Regions from separate parts of the Homo sapiens genome. Here region 1 is linked to region 2. The links are chromatin contacts, found by Hi-C or POLR2A ChIA-PET in ENCODE. All regions are on one chromosome and are shown on one strand. The core of a region is the stretch at or near the end of the contact, and the rest is flanking DNA. Distances in the headings are between cores, read along the strand shown. Region 1 overlaps CHRM3 (cholinergic receptor muscarinic 3). Region 2 overlaps CHRM3 (cholinergic receptor muscarinic 3).

Region 1 (3,427 bases), core at 157-2,656, 35 kb before region 2:
GGTTAAGCTTTATAAATGGAAGACTTCTCGGTCGGGCGCGGTGGCTCATGCCTGTAATACCACCACTTTGGGAGGTCAGGGTGGGCTGATCACTTGAGCGCATGAGTTCGAGACCAGCCTGGATAACATGGTGAAACCCCGTCTCTACTAAAAACAAAAAAATTAGCCAGGTATGGTGGCACACACCTGTAATGCCAGCTACTTGGCAGGCTGAGGCACGAGAATCGCTTGAACCTGGGAGGCAGAGGTTGCAGTGAGCTGAGATCGTGCTACTGCACTCCAACCTGAATGACAGAGTGAGACTCCATCTCAAAAAATAAAAATAAATAAATAAATAAAATAAAATAAATGGGAATCTTCTCTCCTGCTTCCTGCACACACTCACGGCTGAGGTCCCTGGGCATGCCGGCAAGGCGGCCACCACAAGGCATCCACTTGCGCCTGTGCCATTCCCTGTTTAAATATTTGAAATATCCCTTGTTGAATATATACGTTTTTATTTTACTATTAGGTTGTTCATCCCTTGAAGACAATATCAAAAGCTTTTTTCCTTTTCCTTCCTTTATTGAGTTTCCAAATCTGTCTTAGACTCTCCAACTGTGATGAAAATAAAGTGGTTCCTTAGTAGATAAAATGTTTAGTGGATCCATATTTGATGCCTATGGCTTTATTAGTCATCAGTTTTTCTTAGAAAAGCAAATCTGGCCAGAAAAAGACAGTCATTGTGATTCCTCTCAACAAGATGAGAGCAAAAGACCCTTAAAAACAAAGTGAATTCTACTGACGAAGAAGAAGGAGAAGTGGAGGAGGTGAAGAAAGAGATAAGATACAAAGCGGAAAAACCTCACCAATAGGAAAAACTGGGTAAGATACCGAGCAAAGAATTTTATACATGGCTAAGGGATTAAAAACTATTGTGAGATGAATAGGAAATTATGGAAATGAGAAAAAAACCCTACAATTTTATTTTGATTTCGATTGTTTTTTCAGGGACATGTTTTCTAAATTCTTTTTTTTTTTTTTTTTTTATGATTTCAAAGACAAACATCATGAGAACCTCAGGGCATTGCAGATTTTGACCCTACCCTTTCCTCTGCTACTGCTACAGCTGCCAATCACTTCTGTCCTTCAAGGAACCTCTGTGCTTTTCTAAGTGAAATGCATGTAGTGACTCATTTCATCCACACAATAGCCATACGAGGTGGGGACTGTTATGATTTCCACTTTAAGGGTGAAGAAATGGATGTACCAAGGAGTTGAAGACTTGTCCCAAGTCACACGGCTAACTGTAAACACAGATGCAGGATGCCACACACACAGGCTGGCTCTCAGGTCTATTTCCTAATCTCTGCCCTAGTAAGCAGATCTTCCATGAACAAGCAAAATTTTAAAACAATACCTAAGCTTATAAAGCAGAAACTCAGTCCTCTTGCCCTTGCCTCTCTCATTCCCATGCCCTAGAGGTAATCACTGGTAGCAGTTTACTAAGTAAATATTTGTTAGATGAATGGTTATGTTCTTCCAAAATGTGTTCTTTTGCAAAATGACATATGCATATTTTTAAACACTCACTGTGTGCCAGGCACTGCTCGCTGTGTGTATACATATTAATTCATTTAATCCTCACCAGGATCCTGTGAATTAAGAGACTATTATTTAGTCACCAGATGAGAAAATGAAGACACAGAAAGGTTCTGAGACTGGGCCAGTGTCACACAGCTCCTAGGAAGCCAGAGTTAAGACTTAAACCAAAGCCGTCTGATCCAAGATTTTACACCCAACCCTCCAATGTGTATTATGTGCTCTAGCTTGCTTTTTATTTTCATTAAACAATATATTGTGGACATCTTTCCTATTCAGTGCAAATAAATCTATATGTCACACACACTTTAAAAATAACCCCAAAACATAAAGAGACACTGTCCAGGATTCAGATGTTGGCACATTATGTCCTTGGCTAAAATAGGATTTCCAGGACAGGAAGGTGCATGAGACACTGTGTTTGCTGAAGACTCTTTTAAGTGAAATGTTGCAGAGCTCAGCATCAGTGAGGCCAATACAAATCTAAGATACTCTGAAAAAAAATAGCTAGTTTCTAGATTCATTTTTCCCCACTAGATCTATTATAATTTTCATAAAAAATTAAAGCTGCATGTCTCATTTTACCAGTGTCAAAGGAGCTAGTCATCAACCATCTGTCCCACATCATAAAACTGTGTAAAATCAAATAATTAATAAATATGCAAGGATTGCAATGAAGTTTAAGATGGATCAGGAGCTAAGGAAACAATTTTATTAAAACAATAAACTCCAAGGTCATGTTCAGATTTTGATTAAATCATAAAATGTAAATTAAATTCTTTAAACTTGGTACGCAAGAATAAAAGATGATTATTTCAATGAAAGTACCACCTATCTGTGAAAATGAAACAAGTACAGAAACTGCAAGAATCAAAATAAAATAATAATAAAATGTCTACTTTGGCACAGCCTATATAATTAAATATTGGAAAACAATGATCTCTTGTTTTGAATTTCCTGAAACCAAATGGAAACTAAAGCTCATGTCACTATTAATTCTGGCTCTACGGGATTAAAAACAACAGGCCAAAGGAATAAAGTTGAACCAGTCACACAAAACAGTGTGAATCCTTATTCTAAAACATGAGAGGAATATGACTGAAAAAACTAAATACCAAAAGTGTGTGTAAGCTAATAAAATTCTAAGCCTCTTACTTGACTGAACAGACCATCTCTTGGTCAAAGGGACCCTAGGGTGACCTTGAACACCGAGTTCTCGGCTGTGATGGGATAGATCAGACACACCTTGCTATACCCCCACCCTTAATAACTAGGATGAAGCTTTCTTCCCTTAAGGCTGACCAGAAACCAGCCCTTTCAAACTCCACTCTGATATCAACCAACCCCTGATGCTACCCCTCCTTCTTTGCCTGATAAGAGACCATCTGCCATGGAGTGGCTCTGGCCAGCCTATGGAGAATGTGCAGTGAGGGTTTTCGTGTCCTCTGCTTCACCCTTTGACAGTCAGAGGGCTGGAAACTCAACCTTCGGGTCATGCTAATGCTGCCATTTTTTGTACATGGGACCCAGGAAGGGGCATGAAGCTCAATTGTGCATGCATACATTTCTCCATTCCTAAATATTAATGATGCTTCCCATAGCTTATTAAATATGTATATTAGGCCACCCTACTCAGCAAAATTCCTGTTCCCTTTGTGTCTGTTTCTGCTTCTGACGGGAAGTTATGCTTCTTAGCCTGTCAGAATGGCCATCCTCAAGGTGCAACTCTTTATGGGAAATAAAGCTCTCCTTTCCAAACTCATGAACCTCGTCATTTTTCAGTTGGCATGTGAAAGCAATGCAAATGGAAAGATTTATTCAGAGGGAAAAAAAGAAATCATACTGA
Region 2 (3,379 bases), core at 580-3,079:
AGAATGGGTGCTTCCTTTCAACCAGCCGACTGTCGGGTTCTCTGGGCTACACACTGCAGTCTGCATTGTTGGAGGCTTGGTTTCAGAGTATTCCTGAAGGTCTTTTAGAGTTCACCTGGGGACATGCTTGTTCTCTTTGGTTTACTGTTTGCAAAGTACTGGTCCACATGCTTTACGTATAATAATACTATACTTATTTTGAGATTAAATGACTATATATATATATATATATATATATATATATAAAACACTTAGAACTTATATATAATTTAGAACAATGCCTGATATACGGCATGCACTACATAAATACAACTTATTTTTCAATAAATCTTTATTTAAAAAACAGTATGGCTGGGAGTGGTGGCTCACGCCTGTAATCCTAGCAATTTGGGAGGCTGAGGCAGGCGGATCACTTGAGGTCAGGAGTTTGAAACCAGCTTGGCCATCATGGTGAAACCCCATCTCTACTAAAAATACTAAAAATTAGCTGAGCATCGTAGTGCATGCCTGTAATCCCAGCTACCTGGGAGGCTGAGGCTTGAACCCGGGAGGCGGAGTTTGCAGTGAGCAGAAATTGTGCCACTGCACTCCAGCCTGGGCAACAGAGTGAGACTCCACCTCAAAAAAAAAAACAAAAAAAAAAAACAACAACAACAACAACAAAAAAAACAGGCCAACAAATCCATAAAAAGATGCTCAACTTCATTTGTTATTAGGAAAATGGAAGTCAAAAACCACAGTGAGATACCACTTTATGGCCAACAGGTTGGCCAAAATAAAAACCAAATAGAAACAAACAAAAAAGAACATAACAAGTATTAGTGAGGATGTGAAAAAACAAACTCTCATACACCGCTGGGAGAATGTAAAATGTTACAGCCATCTTAGAAAACAGTCCATAAATTATTTTAATGGTTAAACGTAGAATTACCACATGACCCAGTAATTCCATTACTAGGTATATGCCCAGAAGAAATGAAAACATATGTCTACCTGAAACTTGTACATAAATGTTCATAGCAGCCTTATTTATAATGGCCAAAAGGTGGAAGCAACTCAAATTTCCATCAACTGATGAATGGATAAAAATGTGGTATTTGCATCCAATGGATGATTAGGCAGCCATAAAATGGAACACGTGGTACAAGGTGGATGGATCTCAAAAACGTTCTGCTAAGCAAAAGAAGCTAGACACCAATGGTCACATACTATACAATTCTATTTATATAAAATATCCACTATATGCAAATCCATAGACACAGAAAACAGACTGGTAGCTGCTGGGGGAGGGGCTCTAGGAACAAATGGGGAGTCACTGCTTAATGGATGCAGGGCTTCCTCTAGGGTGATGAGAATGCTGTGAAACTAGAAAGAGATGACAGGTACCAACACTGAATGAATTAAATGCCACTGAATTGTGTACACTTTAAAATGATTCGTGACTAATTTTACGTTATATAAATTCTACCTTAAAAAACCAAACAAACGCAAAAAACCCAAATTGTAAGAGGCAAGTACAATTATTCTCTTTTTTTTTTTTTTTCCAAATGAAAATACTATGGCACATAAAGGTTAAGACACTTGCTTCAGGTTTCACAGGTAGTTAGAGGAAAAACCAAAACAGGAATCTAGATAGTCTGATTTCAGGTAGTCAGACTCCAACTACGATACTTACATTCCTCATGTTATTCTTTTCTGCTGTTCTTTGATTTGATTCAAGTGACAATAAAAGCTAAAACCGAGCTCTAAAGGGGGAAGGGTGGAGAAGGAAAGGGATGACTCAACATATACTTAGAGTGAATGCATTCATGTGTATGATTAAAGAACAATGTCACTTGGTTCTGCAATATTGTGAAATCGCAGCAAGGATGCCAGCGTGGGAGAGCTATTGAAAACTGGTCAATGGATTTAATTGTTGAAGTGTTCTTCCTTTCTAATTAGTGCATCATTAAGTGAATTAAGTGAAGTCATCTTGCTCTTTGGTAACCAATGAGAATTATGATGAGACACAGTAGGAACCACATACACATTTATAGCCATGTTATTAAAGTATGAACTATTTTAATTAATAATATATATCAATAATATATGTCAATTAATTCCCCCTTTTTCTGAGGGATCACATAAGATAATGTTCGGGGCAACTTCAAATAATGTTATAACAGAACATAAGATGTCTAAGATTTCAGACAGGTGGCAATAGTGGCAAAACATGATTAAAGACCTATGGTAATTGCACAAACACTTTGTTGGCTAACAAATTATTTTAACCTTTGTGCATAACTAAACTAGAAAGGCTGGCTTTCATTTATTATGATTATCCACCTCCCTTCCAGGTCTCTTTCTGGACCTAGCTGAGGTGAAACAAAGACACCGAGTGATATATCAAATTACTCTAAGAGAGCCTCTGGCATCGCTAAATAATCAGAATAATTTAACAACCATTTCAACAAAAACAAATGGCACACAGTAGTTCAGTTTCCAGGGATTCGTTTGGAATTATAAGATAAACTTTAAAAAGATGTTTTATTCCTAACTTGATTTTTACTTCACACACACACAAACACAGACACACCTCACACAAAGTGATTATTTCATATTTTTTTCATCCTTCAAAGCAATAAAACTTATCTTTAGGGAACAGATTAATATTTAACTTATTCGTGGTAGTATCATAATAAACTAACTTGGGAAAGGCTCCTTAGTTTTAGATAGTAAATATGAGAGATTCTGGTTCCAAATGGAAGTGTCAAAAATATTTCTATTCTGGCTCTTTCCCTATGGGGCATGTGTTGAGACATTATCATTTCCCTTATAAATATTGAGATCGGTGGCTGAAAGTTATGTGTCTATGTTTTTTGCTTTAGCAACTTTCTGTATACCTAAAAGTTGCCACTCACTCATTTCTACCCTCCTGGTTTTTATCTCAGTTTCAAGGCCATCAAACAGCCTCCTAAGCAATCATTCAAGTTTTAAAGAGACTCTTGAATGCTGCTTGTTTTCAGGAAGCTTTCTCCAGTCAAGTTTCTGCTCAAAGAATACAAGTATTCACTGGCCATCTCTTCTTTTAATTTAGCAGGTGATTAATTACTATTAATGTGCTACAGAGAATATTGTTCATTTGAGGGCTTGCTTACAATTTTCTGTTGAGATGAGTTTTACCTACCTTCTTTGCAAAATCCCACTCAAGTAAATGTTAGCTCTTCTAAGAAGCCTTCATGCACTATCCTAGCTAGTGATGCCCCTCTCTAACTCCTTTCCATTTCCTCCCTCCTCTTCTCTCTGTTTACCTCCTTCATGCCATAAATGTTTATCAAGAATCATTTACGTGTCAGACATTGTGCTGGGCACTTTCTCAACTCACCCTCCCTTTCATGGT

Evidence for each region. A loop is a pair of places that touch in the nucleus more often than their neighbours do. ChIA-PET counts read pairs that join two places held with the same protein, here RNA polymerase II (POLR2A).
Region 1: a map of PC-3 shows a loop between it and region 2 (3-fold over the local background). The contact joins two enhancer-like sites. A Hi-C loop is called at or near these places in 1 of 168 maps with a recorded cell type or tissue (PC-3). POLR2A ChIA-PET finds 5 or more read pairs at or near these places in 1 of 52 experiments (MCF 10A).

What each region holds. Positions count from the first base shown.
Region 1 is chr1:239,891,335-239,894,761 of GRCh38, reverse strand. The region is part of intron 6 of CHRM3 (cholinergic receptor muscarinic 3); the gene reads right to left. Among named protein-coding and RNA genes, the nearest start is that of CHRM3-AS1, 6.8 kb to the left of the region's middle. Within about 2 kb of position 1,406, at least 2 of the 41 ENCODE cell types and tissues checked have a DNase peak (open chromatin) inside an H3K27ac peak, as active enhancers do; they include PC-3, where a contact is called at or near this core.
Region 2 is chr1:239,856,686-239,860,064 of GRCh38, reverse strand. The region is part of intron 6 of CHRM3 (cholinergic receptor muscarinic 3); the gene reads right to left. Among named protein-coding and RNA genes, the nearest start is that of CHRM3-AS1, 41 kb to the left of the region's middle. Within about 2 kb of position 1,829, at least 3 of the 41 ENCODE cell types and tissues checked have a DNase peak (open chromatin) inside an H3K27ac peak, as active enhancers do; they include PC-3, where a contact is called at or near this core.